2 separate regions of the Homo sapiens genome follow, and region 1 is linked to region 2. Evidence: chromatin loops called from intact Hi-C (ENCODE). Cell type or tissue: heart left ventricle. All regions are shown on one strand. Links, peaks and the distances in the headings refer to the core of each region. The heading gives the core; the rest is flanking DNA.

Region 1 (5,366 bases), core at 186-5,185, 93 kb after region 2:
GTAGTTAGCAACCCTCTTTGATGCCCCCTGTTCTCTCTCTCTTATCCTGAACCCCAAAAGTCTTGCAGTGGAAGACAAAGACATTAAAACACACTCATTCCCAAGGCAGTGCCAGGGCACCGGTAGCCATCTGTACCTGTCACGGTGAGGTCACAGAAGAAGGGTGTGGTTAGCACTACCTGGGAAAACTTCACAAAGGAGGTGGTGTTTGAGTGAAGTCTTGAGGTCCCCAGGGCTGCTTACCGGGCAGTGTGGATGGCATGCAGTGGGATGGTGAAGGATGGGGCCAGAGGAAGGAAGGACATGCCCGCCCAGCTGTGTTTGGGATGCTGCCTCCCTGGAGAGGGGTCATGAAGCCTAGCAGGCAGTGGAGCCCAGGTAATGGTGGACCTTGAGGGGAACGCCAGTGGGAAACTTAGACCCATGAACTCCAGACTGTACATTGAGGCCATCAGTTTCAAATGTTTACTTTTTGGTATTTGCTATTCCAAGCTGAACACAGGGAGGTGGGTGAGTTGGAAGCTTGTTTGTGCTTGGAAGCTTGTTTGTGCTGGATGTACTTTAGCAGGACTTCCCCGGACTACAGGGGGCTTCTGAGCCACTGGGCTCCCCAGAGTGATGAGAGACCTGCTGTGTAGACTACTCCTGAAAGACTTTCATGAAGGCACAAAAGCAACAGGTTTGCTGAGTGGTGCTGCCCGTGCCCCATAAGGAGAACGGTGTATACTGTTTCCACACGATGCAGCAAGCCAAGCTCCAGGCTGCACACTTGGGGTCTTTAAAGGATGCCTCATTAGAGTAAAATGGGACTTACTTTTTTTTTTATAACTCAATTTTATTCTGAGCCCCTGTTATGCTAGGTGGCAGAAATGTCATCTCAGGCAATGTTGGGGGCCTGCCCCTTTCCTCAGGGCTTGCTATCGAGGAAGTCATCGAGGGCTTGCGATCAAGGCCTGGGGTCCCACCTGTCCTCACAGCTTGCTGCTGGGACACCTGCTCCTCCGTGCCCCAGGTCTAGAGTCTCTGCTGGTGTTGGGCGCCTGGCAGCGTTTCACTGGGGAGGCCTCCTTGGCTCCAGCTCATTCCTCTTTCTCTGTGTCTGGTGCCTGCCCAGGGCCTTTCCCATTAAATGGTACTGGGTGCTCTCTGGTCATCGGCTCCACAGTCTGGATGGATGTTTTGCCTCCCATCTGAAGCTTAGACAAGGCACGAGGGTCAAGGATCCCCACTCAGGACCCATCAACATCTGTATTCCCCCACCTGGGGAAGGGTGCTGGTTTTCTTCATTATGCACCCCCCATCTTTAGGTGAGTTCATTAGTCCTTTTTAATTTTTTTTTTTATTATTATTATTATTATTATTATTATTATTATTATTATTATTATTGAGACCGGGTCTCCCTCTCTCATCCAGACTGGAGTGTAGTGGAACCATCATAGCTCACTGCAGCCTCAACCTCCTAGGCTCAAGTGATCCTCCCACCCTGGCCTCCCAAGTAGCTGGGACTACAGGCACGGGCCACCACACCCAGCAAATTTTTAAATTTCTTGTAGAGACTGGGTCTCACTATGCCTAGGTTGGTCTCAAGGGATCCTCCTGGCTTCAAGTGATCCTCCCACCTTGGCCTGCCAAAATGCTGGGATTAAAAGCGTGAGCCACTGTGCCCAGCCTAGATTAGTCCTTTCTATTTGCCTAAAGGCATAGGCATTTGAAACTGAAAAGCCAAGAAAAGAATATTTTCTCTTCCACTTTAATCACCTCCTTTGAGGCATCAAGCGACTCTGGGCTTCGCTGCCTACATGCGGTAAAAAGAACCATGGTTGGGTCTGGATACCTCCCTAATTATTAAACCAAAATAAAACAAGCAAGCAAACCAAAGCACCTCTAATCCTCTGCTGCAGCCCCTCCCTAGCGTGGTCTCTGGCACAAGGCATTGGTGCTCTCTGCAGGTGGCCTTTTTGGCCCCAAGCTGCTCCTCCATGGGATGGAAAGCTGACCAATGGGTTGGGGAAGCTGGAAATCAGGAAATGGTCACGGGTCAGTTGCTGTCAGTCACTATTCCTTCAGCTGTCACTGCAGGGCTCAGAGACTGCATTTCTTTGGCCACTATCTAGCTTCTGTACCCTGGGATGATGGAAGATTCAAACAGAAAAAACTCTCTTGCTTGTAATTGGAGCTAAAATTGAAGCAGTGTTTAAGGTCTAGTTTTTTGTTGTTTGTTTGTTTGGTAGGTTTTTTTTGAGACAGGGTCTTACTCTGTTGCCCAGGCTGGAGTGCAGTGGTGCGATCAACTGCTCACTGCAGCCTTGACCTCCCAGACTCAAGTGATCCTCCCACCTCAGCCTCCCAAATAGCTGGGACCCCAGGCACACACCACCATGCCTGGCTAATTTAATTCTATATTTTTTAGAGACGGGTTCTCCCTATGTTGCCCAGGCTGGTCTTGAACCCCTTTGTTCAAACGATCCTCCCGCCTTGGCCTCCCAAAGTGTTGGGATTACAGGCATGTGCCACGGTGCTGGACTGGTCTTTACTTTTCTTCCAATCCAAGTTCCAGAAACAGGAGCTGCCTTTCTCCGAGATATAGGTGTTTGTGGTTCAGAGATTGGGATCTGTTCTTCCTGCTTACCACCTGACAACTTTGGAGAGGTAATTTACCAACCCCGTGCCTCAGTTTTCTCCTCTGTAAAGTGGGGATGATAGTGGCATCTGCCTCAAAGCATTGCTGTGATGATTGGATGAATCCTTGTAAAGTGCTTAGACCCGTGCCTGGCACACAGTCAGCCTTCAATAGATGTTGGCTGGAATTCTTAGGTGACTGTGGCTCTTGGGAGTCCTGGCATCACAGGGTTCAAGATTTTATTTTTTGTTTAAATTAAATTTATTGAGCCAGGGTCTTGCTCTGTGGCCCAGGCTGGAGTCCAGTGGCACGATCTGGGATCACTGCACCTCCGCCTCCCAGGCTCAAGCCATCCTCCCACCTCATCCTCCCAGATAGCTGGCCCGGCTCCCACCATACCCAGCTAATTTTTGTATTTTTAGTAGAGACGGGGTTTCACTATTTTGCCCAGGCTGGTCTCAAACTCCTGAGCCCAAGCAATCCACCCGCCTCGGCCTCCCAAAGTGCTGGGAGCACAGGCGTGAGCCACCGCGCCCAGCCCCAAGATTTTAAACTAAAGGCAGACTGTGCAAAGGGAGAGAATGAGGACTGCTAGACAGGAAGCGCTGGGGACTTCAGGCCACGAAAACAAGGCAAAATGATAACATTTCAAACTATAAATAGCAGAGCAAGCAATTCCTCTGTCATCCTGCAAAACAATGAGCCTCTTCCTTCATGTTGCTTGAAGGATAAATAGAGTCCCCTTCACTCCCCCACCACACACACAGGGAAGTAACTTGAGAGCCGTGTCCAACAGCAGAGGAGGAACTGGGAGTGTGCTGGTGGGGGCTGATTCTTCAGCTCTGGTCCCCTGGAGTCTGACTGGGAGGCCTGCTGTGCCTAGCCCAGCGAAGTCCCACCCAGGCAAGCTCCTGGACAAGCCTGCAGTGTGGACTTCCAGGAGGGGGTATAGGGACCTGCCAGCTCCTGGGCCCCAGGCTTCTCTGACAAGGGAGAGGCAGAGAAACATCATTATCCATGGATTTCAAAAACATCCCTCAGAGAGCTTGAGGCTACAATGAGCTGTGATTGTGCCACTGCACTCCAGCCTGGGTGACCCTCTCTCAAAAAAAGGAAAAAAAGGAAAGAAAAAAGAAACATCTCCAAGGATTCCAGAGTTGGACGCATCCGCAGGAACTGGCTCCAGCCTCTGCCTTTGGCTTCTTGGTCACTCATGACTAATCACCTCACCATCATCAACGTCACCTCTAATGTTTCTTTGGAGCATTTATTACATACGTGGCACTTTTTTTTTTCTTTTAAAGAGACAGGATCTTGCTCTGTCCTGCAGGCTGGAGTGCAGAGGCACAATCATAGCTCCTGCTTTGGCCTCCCAAAGTCCCGGGATTACAGGCTTGAGCCACTGTGAGGATTGGATGAATCCATGTAAAGTGCTTAGACCCGTGCCTGGCACACAGTCAGCCTTCAATAGATGTTGGCTGGAATTCTTAGGTGACTGTGGCTCTTGGGAGTCCTGGCATCACAGGGTTCAAGATTTTATTTTTTGTTTAAATTAAATTAAATTTATTGAGCCAGGGTCTTGCTCTGTGGCCCAGGCTGGAGTCCAGTGGCACGATCTGGGATCACTGCAACCTCATTGTTTTGCAGGATGACAGAGGAACTGCTTGCTCTGCTATTTATAGTTGAAATGTTATCATTTTGCCTTGTTTTCGTGAGCCACTGTACCTGGCTTTTTTTTAATCATTTCCTTAGTGAAATGCATGTTGTTAATAATGTGATTCACTAATTTGTCAAACATTTACAGAGTACTATGCAAGTACTATACAAGACCCATCCTTCACCTCCTGGGCCCAAACAATCCTCTCACCTCAGCCTCCTGAGTAGCTGGAACTACAGGTGCACACCACTACATTTGGCTAATTCTTTTTTGTAATTGTTTTTTGTTTGTTTGTTTGTTTGTTTGAGACAGAGTCTCACTCTGTCACCCAGGCTGGAGTGCAATGGCGTGATCTTGGCTCACTGCAACCTCCGCCTCCCAGGTTCAAGCTATTCTCCCTGCCTCAGCCTCCTGAGTACCTGGGATTACAGGTCCCCGCCACCACGCCTGGCTAATTTTTGTATTTTTAGTAGAGACGGGGTTTTGCTATGTTAGCCAGGCTGGTCTTGAACTCCTGATCTCAAGTGATCCACCCTCCTGGGCCTCCCAAAGTGCTGGGATTATAGGTGTGAGCCACTGTGCCCAGCCCTATTTTTGGTAAATTTTTTGTAGAGACAGGATCTCACTGTGTTACCCTGACTGGTCTTGAACTCCTGGCCTCAAGTGATCCTCCCACCTCAGCCTCCTAAAGTGCTGGGATTACAGGCATACACCATGGTGTCAAGCCTATGTGGGTGACACTTTTCTAAATATTGGTGCCTCTGCATGCCAGCACACCAAGGCCCCCTGGTCTTCCCCCAAAATCCCGCCCCAAAGGCCTCCTCCTCCAGAAACTCAGTTGCTCTGGGAAGCTGGCTGAAGTCAGGCCACAAGTATTTCTGGGCACCTACTATGTGCCAGACACTGATCTGAACAAGACACACTGCCACTGCTGCTAAATAACATTGCAAACACAATGAAGGTGAGCAAAGGGGAAGTACTGGCTGACACCAAGAAGGGTGCTGGCCTTCCCTGAGGTCCCCTGGTCCAGAGCCTGGGCCAGCCACTGACACCTCACTGGTCAGCTGGCCATTGTTTCATATTTATGTG
Region 2 (5,366 bases), core at 72-5,071:
GTACCTGTTTTCAAAAGCACAACTGAGGTGTGCGGGCTGGAGCTGTCTTGCAGTGATTCTGGCCTTCTGGCTCATGGTTCAGTCCAGCAGCCTGGCTGACCCACTATTTCTCCTCTGCTTCAGAGGAAACCCAGGAAATGCCCTTACTGCCAGGCTGAGTCTCCACCCATGCTGGTTGGTGCTGGCTAGGCTGAGGGGGCCACCACTTTTCCTGGCTAGAAGCTACTTGACCTTTGATGTTTGAGTTCTGTAAGTCTTCGTGTTCTGACTTACTGCTTCAGAGGGATTGGCCTGTCCCCTTTCCCTTTCTCGGCTATGGGAAGGAAGGATTGCTCATTGGTTGCCTTCATCAGTTACAGCATGAGACGGAATTCATCATTCCTTCCGAAACCCCTGATATTTAATATTTAATATTTAAAAACCCAAATTATCAAACCATTAAGAACTCATTACTGGTTCTCAGCCTCCTCCAGTACTAGCCTCAGTGTGGCTGCTGCATAAGTATCTGTAGCCTGTCTACCTCCTGCAGTGGGGCCGCTCGCCTCTTCCCTGTCTACTGCTCAGGCTCTCCCACTTCGTGGCATCCATGTAAAGTAGGTGGCAGGGCAGAGATGTCACTCTCATTCAACAGGGAGGATGTCTGTTGCTCAGAGAGGTTGTCCTGAGGGGCTGGGTGATTCCTGGGCCTACATTCTTCCCGAGGCTCCAGGCCGCTGTCTCTGGAAGTAAAAGAGCCTTGTCTGACCTTAATGCAAGCAGTCTGTTTGAACCCCTGTAGGCTGCATTCAGGAGACAGAAGGTGTCTGGGCCATCCTGGGCGGCCGGTCAGCGTTGCTAGGCAGGCTCGGCTGTCTGGCCGGGACTTGGGCCTGGGTGGCTTTTGAGACCAGTGAAGAAGGGAGAGCCGGCCTCATGCCGATGCGGCTTGTGGCACGGCTGGGATGTGAGGGAGGACTCAGATCTACACACAGAAACCCCTCTTCTCCCCGCCCTCCCCCAGCTCCTACCTGCCTCCCACGCCTCAGGTGTGGCTGCCTGTGGGACCATCCCCCAACCCCTTTCCTCGCACCTCCTTGTCCTCACCCAGTTCCTGCAGTGTCTCTGACCCACGCCTCCCGCCTCCTGGCCGACTTGCCCAGGAGGTGTCTCTGGCTCACCTCCGTCTGTTCATCACCTTCCTCCCCAGTGTTTCCACTTATCTTGGATGTTTTAGATTGAAACAGCCTGATTCCCGGAAGAATCCTCTTCATTCATTGCTAGTGCTTCCCCTCACCTCCCACTCTCCACTTCCCAGTTTGCAAATGTGGCTTTCGCCCACCAAGTGAAAGCGGACTGAGAGCAGCCCTTGGGGACGGCCCGGTGCCTGGCTGCAAGGCCGCGCTGGGGCTCTGTCTTGGTGCACATGGCTTGACCGGACTTTCCCTGCTTCCCACCACTTCCCTCACTCCCAGACCTCCCTCATTCTTTTTGTCTCTTCTTTTTGCCTAAAGCCAGTCCTTAACACCCTATTCTTCCTCTGCAGGTGGCTTGCAGACTTTTCCCCACCTTTGGGGCTCGTGGTGGTGGAGAGGGCAGCTGGTGTTAAGAATGTAGGTTACCGGGCATGACCCGGCAGATGCTTGCCCAGTAGTTCTGGAGGAAGGCCCGGGAATCTGCAAATGAGCGCATTCCCCAGGCAGTTCCCATGCAGGTGATCCACGGACCACATGTTGAGAAACTGCAGTCACCCTTAGGGCCACACCGTCCCTCTCCTCGCTGTCCCCTCTCTGTAGTGACTGGCCCTGACCTTCAGGAGTGCACTTTCCACTCTACCAGGAAGCCCTATGACATCCTCAGGCTCCCCAGACCTGCAGCTTGCATGGGGCCCCTCCCTTCTTCCACACCCACCCTCCGTATGGTCCCCTGCTCTGCCCTCGTGCTTTGCTGGCCCCTGCCCGCTACTCCCACTCTCAGACACCCAGGGGTGGTGGGCCCTAACTGGCTGGCCCCTCCCAGCGCTGCCCTCTGCCGTCCAGATGCTGCAGTGTGGCCAGATTTACCTTCCAGTAACATACTTCTAGTCACCCCTCCTCCTGCGAAGTGATCTGCAGTGGCTGTTTGACCAGACCACAAAGTTCACATCTCCTGAGCTTAGTGTCCGTGGCTGTCCACCTCCCAGCCATACTTGACTGTCCCCAAACTCTCCCTGCAGCCACATGTTTCCCATGACCTGTGGGCTCTGCAGATGGACCTCTCTCCGCTAGAGATGCCCTTCTCCCAAATGGCTTCCCTCCTGGAAGGCCCAGCCTGAGTCCTCGTCTCCTTTCCAGTGCTTCTGCCAGAAGCATCCCCATGATGTTGTGACCGCACAGCACTTTGTGTCTCGCTTTGAGCACTTGCCACTCTGGCTGGTGCTGCTGCCACTGATTGTGTACTGTCTTGCTGCCCTTTCTAGACTGTGAGCTCCTCGTGGGCAGGGACCGCCTGTGTTCTCTGTATTTCCCACGGCGCCTAGCACAGTGCCTTGCACTTGATAGGTGCTTAATAAATGTCTGCTCAACTGAACTGGAGGACAGTGCCTTCTTGACTGCGGCATCTGGCAGCAGGACCAGTAAGAGGCCGGGAATCCACTGCCCTGCAGTGGGACAGTGGGGTGGGGCTGGGGTCACTCCACTCCCTTCTCCCTCCCCTGCCAGGCTCCAGCACATGGCATCCTGGGCACACAGGTCCGGGGAGGGGTACCTGGCGCAGGCTGCATACTAGATGCACTCAGGCTTCCTGGCCAGGGCCGACAGCCGGCCCAACCTATGCCAGTCCAAGTCACTCCTGGGGAGTTCCTCTGTGGTGGTGGGAATCGTGGGATGCCAGGCCCAGGTCTGTCAGAAGCCATTTTCCACCCTGGGGGAAGTCGACCTGTGGCAGGAAAGAAGCGGCGACGTGAGAGAGGTTCCTGGCAGCATGAGCCTTGGGTTCCTGTTGTCAGGAAAGCCCTTCCTCGGACGTCACCACACCCCAGTATTCTAACACACTTTTTGCTTAAGCTGGTCATTCCAGTTGGATTTACGTCCTTTGAAATCGAGTCTTGAGTAACACGTGTTACTGTCTTTAGCAAGGATTTGCAGATTGTTTAGAAAGGTCCAAAGACCTGCACAAACAGGGCTTCAGGAGTATCCACCCCAGTCAGAAAATGCTGGAAGGGGCCAACTATTTCGGAGTTGAGTAACTTGAAACTCAGGCCTGGTGCCCCTCAGCAGAGAACTCGGCCTGGCTCTCGAGCTGTTCCCTGCTGCCGTGGCTCTGTGCCCATCCCACTGCCTCTTCAGTCCCCTGACGGCAGTTCTTTTCCCCAGTTCCCTAGTTGGGCAAATGCCAGCACTGTTCATTTGGAGTTTGACTTTCTGTATACTTCAGAACTGTAACTAAGCATTATTTTATTATGCCTATTTTACAGATGAGGATTTCCTCACCTGTAAAATAGGCATAATAATGCTTTCTACTTCAAGGGTGACATGAGGAATAAACGTGGTGCTTAGAACTGTGCCCAACCCAGAGCCCCGCTCAGTGACTGCTACTGGGGCTCTGATCAGCAGCCCTGCGGACACCTACCTAACTATTCGCCACCCTTCCAGGTCATCCCACACCCCCACCAGCCAGGTCTTATCTCCAAGTGCTAAGCCGTCATCCTCCAGGTTCTGAACGCACTCCTTTATCCCTGTGGTCCAATGATGAGGGTGCTTAGGTTAGGGCCTACATTTCTTTCAGTGCCTCAGCAGGGCCATGGGAAGTCCAGCTGTTCTAGAGAGGGCATTGTTCCTTGAACAAGGCAGGCACTTGGGAGAGTCCCTCGGGTGCCGTCACCAGAGAGAGCACCCGGAGGAAGTGAGCACAGCCACTGCCTGCCTGCAGGGTGCTGAGAAAGCTGAGGCCGGCAACCAGTGTCGTGCCCTCACCACCCATGTGCCCGGCAAGCTTCTGTCTCCTTTAATCCTCACCTCACTCCTAAAGTGCTGCTGTTATTATCTCCATTTTGCAGAGGAGGAAACTGAGGTACAGAGATGCTCAGGAACTTCCATTTCTTCAAGCTAAGATGTCCAGGATTTAGGATTTGAATTCCAATGGGCCATCCCACCTCCCTGAAAGGCAAAGCTGCACCAGAGGTGACTCAGCAGCTGGTATGGCACCTAAGATACCTCCACCCTTCAAGGAAAAGAATTGAGGGCCCATGACAGACCTGGGTCAAGGCTGTCAGTCTTCAGGGCACAGGGAGGCTGCGGAAGGAAGCTGCCTCCCCACTTCCTGCTTGGTGGGCCCGTATCCAGCCCTGTTCCTGCGAGAGGATGCCAAGAGCATATTTTTTTAAAGAAGTTGACCAGTTCTGCAGAAGCTGTGTCAGGAGTGAGCCCATGTATGCATCAGAGCCACCTTGCACTTCATTTCGGGAAACACAGATGAGTTGATGTTGATTGGAAACTGTACGTGGCCTTTTTCCCGGCTCAGGTTCCAATCCCCTACACACCGAGGATGCCAGGGCTGGGGGCATTCACTGGGGAAATGGACTGGGCAGGCAGGGATTTGCCCAGAAACAGAGCAGAAGTACCCACAGCCAGTGCTGGAGCCAAAAGCCCAGAGGCTTAGGGCTTCTTAAACCAGCCCCCTTTCACCCCCTCCTGCCTGGTGGCTTCAGCTCCCAGAGTCACAGGACTCCAAACCGCAGACTCCAGCCTTTGGGGCTTTCCTTCCCCAGCCCCGAGTCCCCAGGGAGCCCTGCTTGGCCCCACAGCCTGAAACCCAGTCTGGGGTCAGGCCTGGGCAGGCCCTGTCCTCCCCTCCTCCCTGCTTCTAGCGAGAAGAGGAGGCGGCGGCCTCCCCCAAAAAGAATGCGCTTGTCTGCCCGCCTGTCTGGCTCCTGGATCAGTCTAAAGTTTCAGCCACCAAAACAGGCAGCAGGAAGAAGAGGGCCTCCCGCAGCCTGCCCCTAGCAGCTGCGCACGTGGGCTTGCTCAGGGGACTTCCCCCAAACCAGGGTGTCTCTCAATGCCAGCAGGACCCTCTCCCCTTGCCAGCCCCTCAGGATCCCTGGCATGTCACACCTCCACTCTGAGAAGGGCTGGGAACCCTTACTTCTTCCCACTGTGTGGCTAAGGGACATGAGGCCCAGCCGGTGAGGGGTGGGGCCCAAACCCCTCATCCCCTCCGGATGCTGCACCTTCCCAGCCCCTCCAGGGTTCCTCCATCCCTGGTCTTGAGCAGCCACTTCATGCAGGGGACAGTGCCAGGGAAGGGAGAGAACAACCAGAATGGCCCTTCTTCTGAAGGCCTCATGCCCAGCCAGCCCGTGGAGTGAGGGCATCACCTGCTCCTGCACTTATTCTCCGTGACCTTGAGAA

The links. Hi-C counts contacts between places; a loop is a spot of excess contacts. Peaks named below come from ENCODE experiments on the same cell type or tissue, not always from the same donor. Only the 100,000 strongest peaks of a DNase experiment are listed, where the experiment ranks them.
Region 1: it touches region 2 in a loop (2.6-fold over the local background); 9 of 110 quality-filtered maps call a loop at or near these places.

The regions. Positions count from the first base shown.
Region 1 is chr16:48,443,281-48,448,646 of GRCh38, reverse strand. No RefSeq gene overlaps it. Among named protein-coding and RNA genes, the nearest start is that of SIAH1, 61 kb to the right of the region's middle. In heart left ventricle, for the core only: no CTCF peak of the experiment used is centred there; DNase peaks (open chromatin) are centred at 3,116 and 3,517; H3K4me3 peaks cover 279 bases; H3K27ac peaks cover 1,739 bases.
Region 2 is chr16:48,535,904-48,541,269 of GRCh38, reverse strand. It overlaps N4BP1 (NEDD4 binding protein 1), which reads left to right. Exons shown (of 7, transcript NM_153029.4): 7 at 1-2,544. Among named protein-coding and RNA genes, the nearest start is that of N4BP1, 72 kb to the left of the region's middle. RefSeq lists enhancers at 2,197-2,696, 3,636-3,705, 4,466-4,535, 4,566-4,935. In heart left ventricle, for the core only: a CTCF peak has its summit at 1,990 (motif pointing left); DNase peaks (open chromatin) are centred at 3,270, 3,881 and 4,759; H3K4me3 peaks cover 461 bases; H3K27ac peaks cover 2,324 bases.